Regions from separate parts of the Mus musculus genome. Here region 2 is linked to region 1. Evidence: chromatin contacts called from ENCODE POLR2A ChIA-PET data. All regions are on one chromosome and are shown on one strand. Each heading gives the region's core, a stretch centred on a gene start or an enhancer-like site at or near the end of the contact. The rest is flanking DNA. Distances are from core to core; before and after follow the strand shown. Region 1 holds the start of Meiob (meiosis specific with OB domains). Region 2 holds the start of Fahd1 (fumarylacetoacetate hydrolase domain containing 1).

What was found. ChIA-PET counts read pairs that join two places held with the same protein, here RNA polymerase II (POLR2A).
Region 2: POLR2A ChIA-PET joins it to region 1 with 14 read pairs in embryonic stem cell. The contact joins the promoter of Fahd1 here to the promoter of Meiob in region 1. POLR2A ChIA-PET finds 5 or more read pairs at or near these places in 3 of 5 experiments (Patski and embryonic stem cell).

The regions. Positions count from the first base shown.
Region 1 is chr17:24,800,560-24,807,187 of GRCm38, forward strand. It overlaps Meiob (meiosis specific with OB domains), which reads left to right and starts at 3,823. Exons shown (of 14, transcript NM_029197.1): 1 at 3,823-3,853.
Region 2 is chr17:24,847,106-24,853,733 of GRCm38, forward strand. Fahd1 (fumarylacetoacetate hydrolase domain containing 1) reads right to left here and starts at 3,197. Exons shown (of 1, transcript NM_023480.3): 1 at 1,791-3,197. The coding sequence starts at 2,996. The coding sequence ends at 2,313. It overlaps Hagh (hydroxyacyl glutathione hydrolase), which reads left to right and starts at 3,385. Exons shown (of 9, transcript NM_024284.2): 1 at 3,385-3,563; 2 at 5,626-5,801; 3 at 6,527-6,591. The coding sequence starts at 3,488.

The DNA of each region.
Region 1 (6,628 bases), core at 2,573-5,072:
ATTTGTAAAGCTTTATAAAAACTATCTGTGCCAACACATATACAATCAAATTAAAGTTGAGCAGTCCCAGGGCCGGAGAGATGGCTCAGCAGTTAAGAGCACCATCTGCTCTTCCAGAGATCCTGAGTTCAATTCCCAGCAACCACATGGTGGCTCACAACCATCTGTAATATGAGCTGATGCCCTCTTCTGGCCTGCAGCTGTACGTGAAGAGTGAGCACTCATACATAAAATAAATATATCTTTAAAAAAGAGTTGACTAGTCCCTAGTAGGAGTGAAGTAATTATGCCAGCCAGTAATTGAGCTATTATAATTGCAGCTCCTGTAGATATGGAATCAATATAAAAATTTTTGTAATTATAAGGTTGTCTTGTAATTCATTAAATAACTGTTCACTTTTTCCTACTGATTAGTGTTGTAAAGTTTATTACACATCTGTACACACACATGTACATTATATTTCCCCGTCTCCCTTTGGTGACAAGCTCCCTGATGGTTTGACAGCTGTTGTGCTCTAGGGAGGTGGTGACAGAGCCACCTACCATTCCTTCAGCCAGCACGGAGGCTATTTCAACCCCTCCCTATGCTCACTCACCCCTGACCTCTACCGCAAGCTGCAAGCTCCAGGCTCTCCTCGTTGCGGTTTTTGTTCATGTACATCCAAAATGTATTGACAGGTCAATTCTTGTGTTAAGAACAAGCCAATTACACAGAATTTCTGAACCAATATAGGAAGCCAATTCTTTGTCCAAAAAAGATATCCCTGTTTTTATTACTAATGTGAACAATGCTAGGGTTCTGGGTTTGTATTTGAAATGTTGTATTTTAAGAAAAGCCTGGGGCATCCTCCTGAAACCAATTCTGCTGGTTTAATCTCATGTAGCTTTCAGCAAAATTTAATTTGCTAAACTACCACAAGATACAAGAAAAAAGTTGAAATATTATTCCTTCATGGAGACTCCTTAAAATGTATAAAGATTTCTTCATTTTAAAAATATTTTTCAAAAAATCATCTTAAAATGCCAGTTTATTCTCTGGGGGGAAAATCAAGATTTTATGTCCCTTTAAAGACAAAGACGTGGGTCAGCAAAATGGCTCAACGGGGAAAGGTGCTTGCTGACAAGCCTGATGACTTGAGTTCCAACCCTGGGACTCAAGTGGAAAAGGAGAGACATGGTTCCTGCAAGTTGTCTCCTGATCTGTGACACACACACACACACACACACACACACACACACACACACACACGCATGCACGCAAATTAAAGGAAAAAAAAGAAAATGTTAAAAAAAAAAAAAAAAAAGACAGTAGGTGGAAGAAGGATCAGAGGTTCAAGGTCATTCTAGGTTACATAGTGAGTTGAAGCCAGGCTAGGCTACATGAAAACCTGGTTCAAAATCAAAACAAAACAATACATAAATAAATAATAAAAGAGAGAAACTGGAACAAATATAGGAAGAATTTTTACATGTATGTGTATGTATGTATGTATGTATGGTATATGTGTGTACATATTACAGCACCGCGCACAGCATGTGTGTGAAGGTCAGAGGACTACTTGACTTGCGAGAGTCAGTTCTCAACTTCTACCGTGTGGGCTCCAGCGATTCAACTCAGACGACTACACTTGCACAGCAAATGTTTCTACCCACTGAGGCATTTCACTGGCCCAGGAGACTAACTCTGCTTAAAGTTATTTTTCTATTATTAAGTTTGAAGTGGTGAGAAGTACTTCATTCATTCTGCCTTCCATTATCGTTTGAGATTTTTTTTTTTTTTGTTTTTTTGAGACAGGGTTTCTCTGTATAGCCCTGGCTGTCCTGGAGCTCACTTTGTAGACCAGGCTGGCCTCGAACTCAGAAATCCGCCTGCCTCTGCCATCCCGAGTGCTGGGATTAAAGGCGTGTGCCACCATGCCCGGCCGAGAATTTTTTAAATGAAAAATAAAAATTAATTTTGATGATGGAAGGAAACGACTCTAATGGTGTTTTTGTACTCTTGTTTTTGTGTGTGTGTGTGTGTGTGTAAATGCTTTCTCCACATGCATGTATGCACACTGCATGCCTGGTGCCAGCAGAAGTCAGAAGAGGACTTTGGATTCTCTGGAACTAGAGTTATGGATGGCTGTGAGCTACCATATGGGTGCCTGGAATTGAACTTGGGCCCTCTGTAACAAGTGTTCTTAACGGCTGAGCTATCTCTCCAGGCACTAATGGTGTTTTTAAATTTGAATTTAGTTTTCGACAGGGTCTCACTGTGTAGCCTGGGTGGTCTGGAACTCTCTATGTAGACCAGATTGGCCTCAAACTCAGAGATCTGCTTGCGTCTGCCTCCTTAAAACTGGGATTGAGGGCATGTGCTATCACTCCTGGCTTACATGCAGTTTTCTTTTGTAATATATGTTAACATATGGCTGCTTAATATTTGTCAGAGAAACCGAAAAAAAAATTAAATAATACTAAATGTTGACAAATTTAATAGATTTAGTGATAGGACCTTAACTTACTTATTTCAATAAGTACTTCATTAATGAAAGTCAGAGTAAGATTTTTATATGGTAGTAATTTTGTTTGTTTGAGACAGGTTCTAGATAGTCCAACTTGGCCTTTTTTCTTTTTTTTTAGGTCTTCATGAGCTGAGCTACTCATGATCCTGAAACACATGATTCTCCTACTTCAATCTCTGAAGTTCTAGACCAGCCTGGTTTACAAAGTAAGTTCTAGGACAACAAGGGCTGTTACACAGAGAAACCCTGTCTTTTTTGTTGTTTTGAGTCAGGGTTTCTCTGTGTAGCCCTGGCTGTCCTGGAACTCACTCTGTAGACCAGGCTAGCCTTGAACTCAGAGATCCACCGGCTTCTGCCTCCCAAGTGCTGAGATCAAAGGCATGTACCACCACCTCCTCCTGAAAACCCTGTCTTAAAAAAACAAAAGCAACAAAAAAATTAGTATTATCTATTTTAAGCTCAGCATAATGGCTCATGTCTTTAATCACAGAACTTCCAAGGCAGAGGCCTCTGAGAGTTCAAGGTCAGCCTGGTCTACATAGTGAGTTCCAGGACGGCCAGAACGACATCATAAGACCCCGTCTTAACGTCCCTGCCCCCAAATAGTATTATCTATTTTATATAATACTGTGGTATTTTCAAATAGTATTATTTTACATAATATTATATGTGTACCTCCTGATATATATGGTATGTGGTAAAACCAGGGAAACTCCTTTAATAAGAGCATCTGGCCATTTCCTCTTCCACAACCCTATCGGTTTTTATATCCGTGTCTTCCTTCAGTTCACTTTCTGCTCTAAATTAAGAATATTTCACTTAAGGTAACTTTGTGCTTTCTCGGAGACGTGTGCAATTATAAGACATTTATGAGGGTTGCTCAGTGGGGACAGCCTGAGACCCTAGTCAGGATCCCAACCAGAGAACTGCGGCAAATGCCTAGCCTGCTTCCTTAGCGACTTCCCCCTTTCACTAGCTCCTGTGCGGTGCGTGGTCGCCGCTCCTGTCTTCGAGTGACCCCGAAATTGGCTTTTCTGGGTCAGTACCTACGGCCGACTTGGCCTCCACCACCTGAGTCCTTAACAAAGTTCTCCAGTCCAAGGAATGGGTAGTGCCTCTCCCCTAACCGTGAACACGTGCGTGAGACCCGCGGCCATAGGGGCGGAGTCCACAAGCGCTGGGGGCGGAGTCAGTGGGGGCGCGGTCAGTAGGGGGCGGAGGGGGCGGGGCTCGAGCTAACGGTCGGGGACTCCAGGCGGTTCGCCCACCGGGCTGTGGGAAGGCCTAGAGCGTGACCGGCGTCAGGTGGAACCCCGTGGGTCACCTAGCGGGCCCGGAAGTATCCGGTGAGCCGCGACCCAGACTGCCTGTTTCGGCATCCGGCCGGCGGCGCGGGACCGCGCTCCGGTTCTGAGAGCTGGTGCCTGAGCTGAGGGGAAACTCGCGCGGGGTCGCACGCGCCGACGTCCCCAAGGTTCTCCGCGGTGCGCGCGGCCCTCGGTCTGTCAGGTCCCTTCCAGTCAAGACTCACTCATTCGTGTCTCTTCTGCCCTGCCCGGTTGCTTCTTGTCAGGTTCTACCCTGCCTGTCCACTCCTGTCAGCTCCCTCCCAGCCCGTCCATTTCCTGTCAGGTTTCTCGCTGTCACGGTCCCAGGTTGTTAGTGTCCCAGGTCAGCGTGTCTCTCGAGGTCAGAGCCGTACTGTCAGGTTCCATTCCGGCAGATGGCTCCCATGGAGTTGCTTACCCTCCACATCCTCACCCTGTCAGGCTCCCCAGGACAAGAATGAATCCCGTAGGCAGGCAGGGGTGGTTGGTGCACTCCTTTAACCCCAGGCATGCAAGAGGGGAGGCAAAGGCAGGCAGATCGTGGAGTTCCAAATCAGCGAGTTCCAGGGCCGCCAGAGCAACACAGAGAATCCTTGTTTCGAAAAACAAAACAAACAAAATTCCAGAGACAGGCCTTTTTAGTTGTTTGTTTGTTTGTTGAAACAGGCTCTCCCTACGTAGCTCAGGTTAACCTTGAACTTGTGATTCACCTGCCTCTGCCTCCTGTGTTTGGATTACAAGCCAGCACCACTCCAAGCATCAGAGGAAATGGAGAAAAATGTTCTCTTTCTCCTCTCCCTGCTTACCTTTCTCTTCCTTTCTTTCTCCTTTCCTCCTTCCTTTTCATCTTCCCGGAATTGTCTGGTTCTTTCTTTCCTTTCAAATCCTTCCTCCATCCCTCCCTTCTCGAGACAGGGTCTCAGGTAGCCCAGGGTGGCTTCAAAAATTCACTATGTAGCTGAGGTTAGCCTTGAACTCTTGATTCTCCTACCTTCACTTTCCAAATGCTGAGATTGCAGGTATATGTCACCATATCTAGCTGGAAGAGAGGTTTTAAGGAGGAAGGGAGCCTGTCAGTTCTCAAGGATAGGGACAGGATATATCAGAAGCCTACATGCAGTATGTATGTATATCATATAGGATCCAGGAGGATAGAGTATGTAAAATATATATACATATATAATATGTTATATATATGTTAAAACATCTATATAAAATGAGTAAAACATATATAATACATATATTCCTACAGATTACTTTCCCTGACCTCATGTCCCACTTGTTTCCCCTTACTTCTACCTATAACACCCCCTGGTTACCACTGTTCTTTTCATTATATCCAGGATTTTGCCTTTTCCAGAATGACACACAGTTGGAATAATCAGAAACATGTTAAAATACTGAGTGGGAATGGAAAGATGACTCAAGGGATGAGTGCTTAGAACAAAGGGATGCAGATGTGATGAATTTGGATCCTAGCACCCACATAAAAGTGAGGCATGACTGCACTTGTGGGGGTTGGAGATAAGAGATCACTGGTACTTGCTAGCCTTCAGTCCGTCTGGCTTTAGTTTCAGTGAGAGGCTCTGTTTCAAAGAAATAAGGCAAAGAGAAATAGAACTGGCTTCTTCCTCTGGCCTTTGTGTACATTCATGTACACACATGTGCATATAAACTATACATACCGCACATGATGATGATGTAAAGATGTCAGGTGCCACGATGGATGTGTAGAGGTCAGAGGACAAGTTTTGGGAGTGGACTCTCTCCTTGCATCATGTGATTTCTGGTGATCAGATTCAGGTTGCCAGTCTTGGTAGCAAGAGCCCTTACTCAGTGAGCCATCTTATTGACCACCCCCTAAATTTTTATGTTTAAAATTTTTATTTATTTATTTTTTTGACAAAAGCAGTGCTAGGTACTACCATAGAAAGTTACTAACACTTTCCCCAGTGTGGTAGCCAGGAGGTCAGCTTTCTAATGGACAACTCAAGAGTGTTTGGAAGAAAGGAGACTTGTTGCACTAAGAGAAACAAATCCTAGTCTTATAAAACATTGTTACAAAACTTGTGGTTTGTGGTGAGAGGTTGCAAAGATACCCTGTATAGAAATAACATCATGGAGAACTCTTCCTTAGCATAAATCTGTAGAATAAAACAGAAAACATAGGAAAGTCATTTCCAAGTTCTCTGAAAGCTTCCTTTACCTAGAATAGCAAGCTATAAACCACACCTGTTTTTCAACTAGAATTCATATCTATCTAAAAAGTTAGCCGTAACAATATTATCTTCAAATTATAAAATGATTTTTGTTTAGGACTTCATTTGATCCAGTCTACAAACAGTAGCAACTATGTGTGATACCCTGAAGTACCTAGTCCTTTGTGGTTACATTAGAGGAAGAGACAAGGTACAGCTCTGATCTTATGAAGCAGCCTTATAAGGAGGAGACAGACACAAAGAATGAGTAGCAGGAAAGGCCTCATCTTGGGACTAATATAGAAGAGCCTGTCCTTGGAAGATTGGAAGGTGGTGTGACTGGGGAAAAAAAAGAAAAAAGGCAGCTGCTTTTTCCCAAACCCCACATCTTCTCTGGTCTAGGGGAGTAAGGCACTGGAGGGTGGTTTGAAGAGAGGTGGAGACAGTAAAGGCTCTTCACACTGCAGGCTATGGCAAGTTTAGACTTTGTTCTCAATGCTCTGGAAAGGTTTATAAAGCAAGGAAGTGATATGATCTAAAAGATGGTTTGTCATGTGGAAAAGAGACAGACAGATGGAGAAGATCAGAACAGAAG
Region 2 (6,628 bases), core at 1,947-4,446, 46 kb after region 1:
TTGTCTGCCAATATGTCTGTGCACCATGTTCATGCAGTGCCCACAGAGATCACAGGGTGTTGGATTCCCTTGGAGTTAGGCAGTTGTGAGGAGCCACGTGGTTGCTGGGGTTGAACATGGATCTTCTGGAAGAGCAGACAGTGCTCTTAACCTCTGGGCCATTTCTCCATATCTGAAAATTACAGATATTGAATCTACTGAAGGGTAGTTTGACTTCATTGACTGTATCTTTTAGCTTTTTCATAGGCTATATTTGTTTAAAATAAGTAGAAGGGATATGTATCTTCTTGGTGTTGGGGTTACTGTTATTTTAGCAGGAATTGAGAACTGGATTGGTTTTGATTCCTGCATCCAAGGATTTGTGTAATGCTGATGTCAGATGTGTGTTCCAAAGCTCATTCTGCTGCTTGATGGACATTGGCCCCATGGCCATTGTGCATTCTGGGCACTAGCTTGTGCCCTCAGATTGCTTAATTCATCTGTTAACTTGGTAGATATCTCAGCTCAACCTTGTACTTGCTAGCTAGACTAACAGTACATTGCAATATGAACACACCCTTTGACTTTGGGAACCCAGCCACAGCAGTTAGAAATTAACAGCGTGTTGATTCCACAAGCAAATCCTAATGTCTAAAATCAGAGGGCTAACCTGGACTCACTCATGATCAATGAAAATCATATTGCAGAGGCGCTGACTGATGTGGAAGTCACAATAGCTAGGATAAGCATCAGGTAGGAAAATGGTATGATGTAGTATTTAGCTATTCTTTCAGCAGCAGTCAGGCAAATAGGGAGAGGATCATGAGTTACAGGCAAGCCTGAGCTACATAGTGAGACCCTGTCTTAAAAAAAGGATGTGGAAGCAAATTATTTTAAAACAATATTTATATAGACTTGGAAGAATTTATATCAAATGTTTAACTTCGACTGTCTCTGAGTAGATGAACCATAAGGTGTTTTGTTCCTTTCCCACCTAATATTCCTCACTCATCTATAATAAACATTGATTGCTAAGTAATTCAATAAACTACTAGAAGATAAAAAAATGGAAAACTTAGGTCAGGTGGTTTATGAAGTTCAAGGTCAACCTGAGCTACAATAGTGAGACTCTTAAAAATCATATTTCATATTTATCAAATAGCACTATGGGACCTCATAATAAATAATTAAGCATGGGGCTCACAGAATACCTAAATGCTTAAATTTTCTTATATATCTACTTATATGACACTACCTATGCTGTAGTTAAAACTTCAGGTTCTGAGTTTGTGACAATTTCATTACAACTTGGCTCTACTTCAGTTCTATCTTCTAAGTCTGCATTGTCATCAGAAATAATAATAATGCCAGTGGTATAGCTTTGCAAAACAAACAAAAAAAACAAACAAGAAACCCAGAATACACAGAAATATGGAATGAACTATGGTTGGCATATTGCCTTACAGTAATGATAAACTACTAACAAGATGTAACATGCCTTCTTAAAGGGACCAGCAGGCTCCTATGTACCCTCTCAGCAAAAGCCACTATCTAATTCTACAAGACTCCACTAGGCCCTGACAACTGTGCTGTGCATCCTGACAGGCATTTTATCAGGGAGGGGTGCAAGCATGAACACACACAGCATCTCCAGGCTTGTCAGTTCCCTAGGGCCTGTGTCTTTGAGGTGGAAGTATTGGTTTATGTGGTTAATAAGTTAAAGAGGCACAGTGCTCAGGAAACCAAAGGCCAAGGTCCTAAGTCCCAGAGGAAGAAGTGCTCCCCACCCTGGGAAAAGAAAGTGCTCTTTTCAGTCACACAGAAATGGTCTTTATTTGGAAAACAATTTCAAAATTATCTTCCAAACTCAGAAGCCACACCCAAAGTAAACAAGGCAGGGCTGCAGCAAGAGCTCACTTAACAAAATTCTTATCTGGCTTTGAGGTGGAGGACTTTCCCAAGTAAAAATCAACTGGAGTGCTCTGTACAAACAGCTTTCCTAAAGGCCAACAGCATTAATGAGTTACTTCCTTTGCACTTTTAAGTCTGGAGGTATAGACTTCAGAATGATTTATTGAAAAGTCTATTCAGTTCAGTTTTAGAAAAGAAAACTACAACTTCTCAAAGTTTAGTTTAACATTGCCCTCTTGGGAAGCATTCTATATCCTTTAGCTTCGTTGTTCCTGTTTCTATTTCAGTCCCAGGTCTTTTAGATCACGTTATTTTTTAAGGATTCATCTTTTTTGACATGTCTAGCATAATTTTTAGATTTTCATTATTAGTGTCATTTATTTCCCTTGCTTCTGTCTCCCTTCCCCTTTGGCACTCTACTCTCAGTATTCTGATCTTTTCACCTTGAACCTCATACTAACCACCCCATCTATGCCGGCCTCGATCTCATCGTTTTCTTTAATTGGCCCAACTCCCTTTGGAGTCCCGGTCAAGATAAGATCTCCTTCTTCCAAGGTTATTATCTTAGAAACATAGCTGATGATGTAGGGGATGGAAAAGATCATAGATGATGTTTTGCCCTCCTGCCTGAGCTCTCCGTTGACCTTGAGCCACAGTCTTAGGGCATGAGGGTCAGGAATCTTCTCCTTGGGCACGAAGGCACTGACCGGGCAGGAGGACGTAAAGCTCTTAGCCAGGGTCCACGGCAGCCCCTTCTTCTTGCACTCCTCCTGCACATCTCTGGCAGTCATGTCCAGGCACAGGGCATAGCCGGCCACGTAGTCCATGGCTGCAGCCTCCGGGATCGCTTCACCACGCTTGCCCAGAAGCACTCCCAACTCCACCTCGTGGTGGAGGTTGCGGCAGTAAGCGGGCATTAACACCGGTGAGCCCTCGGGAGCGTACGCGGTGGACGGCTTCAGGAAAAGCACAGGCTCACTCAGCACGGTGCTGCGCATCTCTTTGACGTGATCTGCATAGTTCCTCCCCACGCAGACGATATTCTTGCCCCACTCCCAGAAACGAGACAGCGGTTTGGTGGAAGCCATAGTACAGCTTTGGGTCATGTGACCACCGACTCCCCCGGACTACGGCGGCCTCCAGAGGACTGGCTTCGGACGCTGTCCAGGTCGGAGCGGCCCCGCCCTTCCTTGCGCAGCAGCGGGACGCTGAGGTCAGCGAAAGGTCTCTGCGTGCAGGCGACTGCCCCAGAGAGACGAGGAGGCTCACGCTCAGCCTCCTCCAACACCCACTTGCAGACCGAGTCTACAGGCCAAGGCTGCTAGGGCAGCTAGGGAACATTTTGGGGGGGGGGGGCAGGAGCTACTACTGATTGGCTAGGGGCGGCGCGGCGGTGCGAGACAGGCACTGGTTGGCTGTGAACTCTATGGGCGGTCACTGATGGATTGAGGGCGTGGCATTTTGGTAAAGAGCAGGAGTTGGTTGGTTGGGAGCAGTAGGAGGACGACACTGATTGGTTGCAGTCGCCAACGCCAGTGTTGATGCCCACGACGCTGGTGTTGCGGACTCCGCGACCCGGCTGTGCACCCCGTGGGTCATGGTGCTGGGTCGCGGGTCGCTGTGTCTCCGGAGCCTGTCAGCGCTGGGAGCCACCTGCGCGCGCCGTGGTCTGGGTAAGTGTGTCTAGGTACTGACGCGGCGCGGCCGGGTGCTGGAGGCCGGACGTCGGTTGGGCGAGCCCTTGCTGTTTCCAGGCGCAGGTGCTGAGCGCCGCCGGGCGGGCGAGAAGCGGGGCCGGGCGTGTTGAGGGCCTTGGAATAGGCATCTGGCGCTGGAGGGGTTCGTGGCCCGGGATCGAGGCAGAGGGCTGGCACCTGCTCCCTCCTGGCCAGAGTCCGACTCCAGTTTTGGGGTTGCGACTTTAGTTTTTAAGTCGGCTTTTCCTCTTAACGTCTGATGTGGCGACAGTGGGTTGCCAAAGCCCCGGAGCTGGCCAGCCTGAATTCAGCTAGCCGGGAACTTTGGAACAATCGTGATTGAAAGTCTATGAACCATCTTTATTAAGAAGTCCGCTCGTTGAGAACAGAAGTATGGGTCTCCATTTAAGGGATACCCCTTAGTGTCGCTGCTGAAGGCTGTTTAAGAGCTAGGCGATTTAAGAGCTAGGTACAATAACTACTGAGCAGCCGCTCAGCTTTTGGTGCCGCAGAAGCCCTCCTGGTGAGAAGAGGCAACTCTGAAACGTTTTTTGACGTTTGAGCAATATAAAACGTGTCTGTGGATTTGACCTCAATTCAAACAGAATGTCCCTAGTTGCAAACTAAGGAGCTGGGAGCGATGAATTCCTTCCATAGGAGTGATCGCATCTTCTTCAGAGCAGTCAGGCTCTCTTCCGACTAGAGTGGGTTGAGCACTGGTAATAACATGATCTTTATCCATGCAGGTTTGTTGTGTTTTACCAGGAAGTACATAAAAGGGCTCGTATTCACCTGTTTCTCACCCTCCGCTGTCCATCGGCGTGGATAGTGCTAGGGCTTAGGGGAATTCAAATATTACAGAAACCTGATCTTATAGAAATGCTTATTTTGCTGAACATGAGAAGGGGTCTGGAAAGTGCCCAGCTGTTGTGCCAAAAAAGGAGAAATGGGGAGCAGGGTTGTGACAGAGCACTTCCCTAGAATGCTTAAAGCCCCAGCACCACAAATTCAGACAAAAGTACAGTGGAGTCCCTTGGTCATTTGCTGCCTCCTTGGCCCACTCCAAGACAATCCTTCGGTGATAAGTTCTCTGCCCCTCATGCTTGAGTCCCAAGCAGCAGTTTCTTCTTTTCAGGAGCTTGCACTGTGTGTTTTCCATTATGCTGGCCATAGCTGAGAAAATACTGTTCTCTCCTTGGGCTGGAGGCCTGAGAAGGGCTGAAAGCTTAGAGGATTTAAGTCCATTAGTGCAGACGCCATGACTGGAGAGTGAGCGGCCATGCTCTGGTGCCTTGTCCTGCCATCTTTAGGCCTGAGTCACACCACAGGCAGGTAACACAGCCTGTATGAACTCTTAAGAAGAAATACCAAGCTCTCAAGTCTAGGGTGAGGTGTAGATCTTTCGAGTTGCGAGTAGGAGCCCCTGGGGTTCTGTCCCTTCCCCTGCCAAAAAAAAAAAAAAAAAAAAAAAAAAAGAAAAAAAGAAAAAGAAAAAGAAAAGAAAGAAAGAGATGGAGACAGAAGGAGTCCTGACTTGAAAGCCAGCCTGGACTACACAGTGATTTTGGTCTAGAAAGGGATACAGAGCAAGATCTATTAAAAAAAAATCAACCAATCAGGCTGGAGAGATGGCTCAGCGGCTGAGAGCACTGACTGCTCTTCCAGAGGTCCTGAGTTCGATTCCCAGCAACCACAAGGTGGCTCACAACCATCAGTAATGGGATAAAGGGCACTCTTCTGGTGTGTCTGAAGACAGCTACAGTGTACTTATATACATAAAAATAAATAAACAAACCTAAAAAAATCAATCAATCAAGCCCCAAACCTAAAAAGTACCCCCCCAAAAAACCCCAAAATAACAATTCTGTACCTGGGAGAGGCTGACTTACGTGGTCTCTGCTTTCCTGAAGGATGTAGTGAAAGGATATTCCCTCGCCGGAACTTCAGAAAGCCAGCTGTTGAGCCATCGGGTATGAGGGGTCTGGCCGTTCTGAAATCTTGGTGAGGTGTCTGAGGTTCCTTCTGTGTGTTTCTTCAGGTCAGGCCCTGCTGGGACTATCTCTGTGTCACTCAGACTTCAGGAAGAATCTGACTGTGCAGCAAGACATAATGAAGGTTGAACTACTGCCTGCCCTGACTGACAACTACATGTACCTGATCATTGATGAGGACACCCAGGAGGCCGCCATCGTGGACCCAGTGCAACCACAGAAGGTATGTGCGGCTCTTCCTGCCCCCTGCACCCTGTCACCTAGTTCAGTGTTCATCCACTGGGTTACGACCACAGTCTTTATGGCTTTGTGGAAGCTAGGTGGAAATTAGTTTATCCAAACAAAGTTGTCAGCTGGCAGTGGTGGTGTGTGCCTTTAATCCCAGCACTCAGGAGGCAGAGACAGCTGGAGCTCAGAGATCTGGCCAGCCTGGTCAACAGAGCAAGTTCTAGGACAATCAAGGCTACACAGAGAAACCCTGCCCCCACCCCCAAAAAAAAAAAAGAAAGAAAGAAAGAAGGAAAGGAAAGAAAAGAAAAGAAAAAATCCCTAAACCCAAACAAACAAAAGCAAAAACAAAACAACAAGAAAAAACAAAGTTGTCTAGCCTGTGGTAAATGGGGTAGTGAGAAGGGCACTGGAGACCTCAGGCTACTTTGGCAAGCCAGACACCCACTGTTAAACCTCTGTCGGAACGAATGTGAGTCCTTAGATCAGGCTAATCGTCCATGCGTGCCCCAGTGCTGTGGGTCGCTTCGGTCGGAGCTGCTGGGGCTTGGGTAGGTTATAGGTGATATAAGTTGACAGAGAGAGGAAAAACCTTTCTGCCTGTTGTCTGGAGTGCGGTCAGTCAGCAGAGGTGGGAAGAGGGCTGGGCACCCTCTGCAGGCAGTTGAGCCAGGCCCAGAAGTGTGACCGGCCTTTATTCCACCTTCCCCGTGGCTATAGGTTATAGAAGCTGCGAAAAAGCACCGTGTGAAACTGACCACAGTGCTCACCACTCACCACCACTGGTAAGTGCTCAGCCTGCAGAGATGCCTGCGGGTGGGG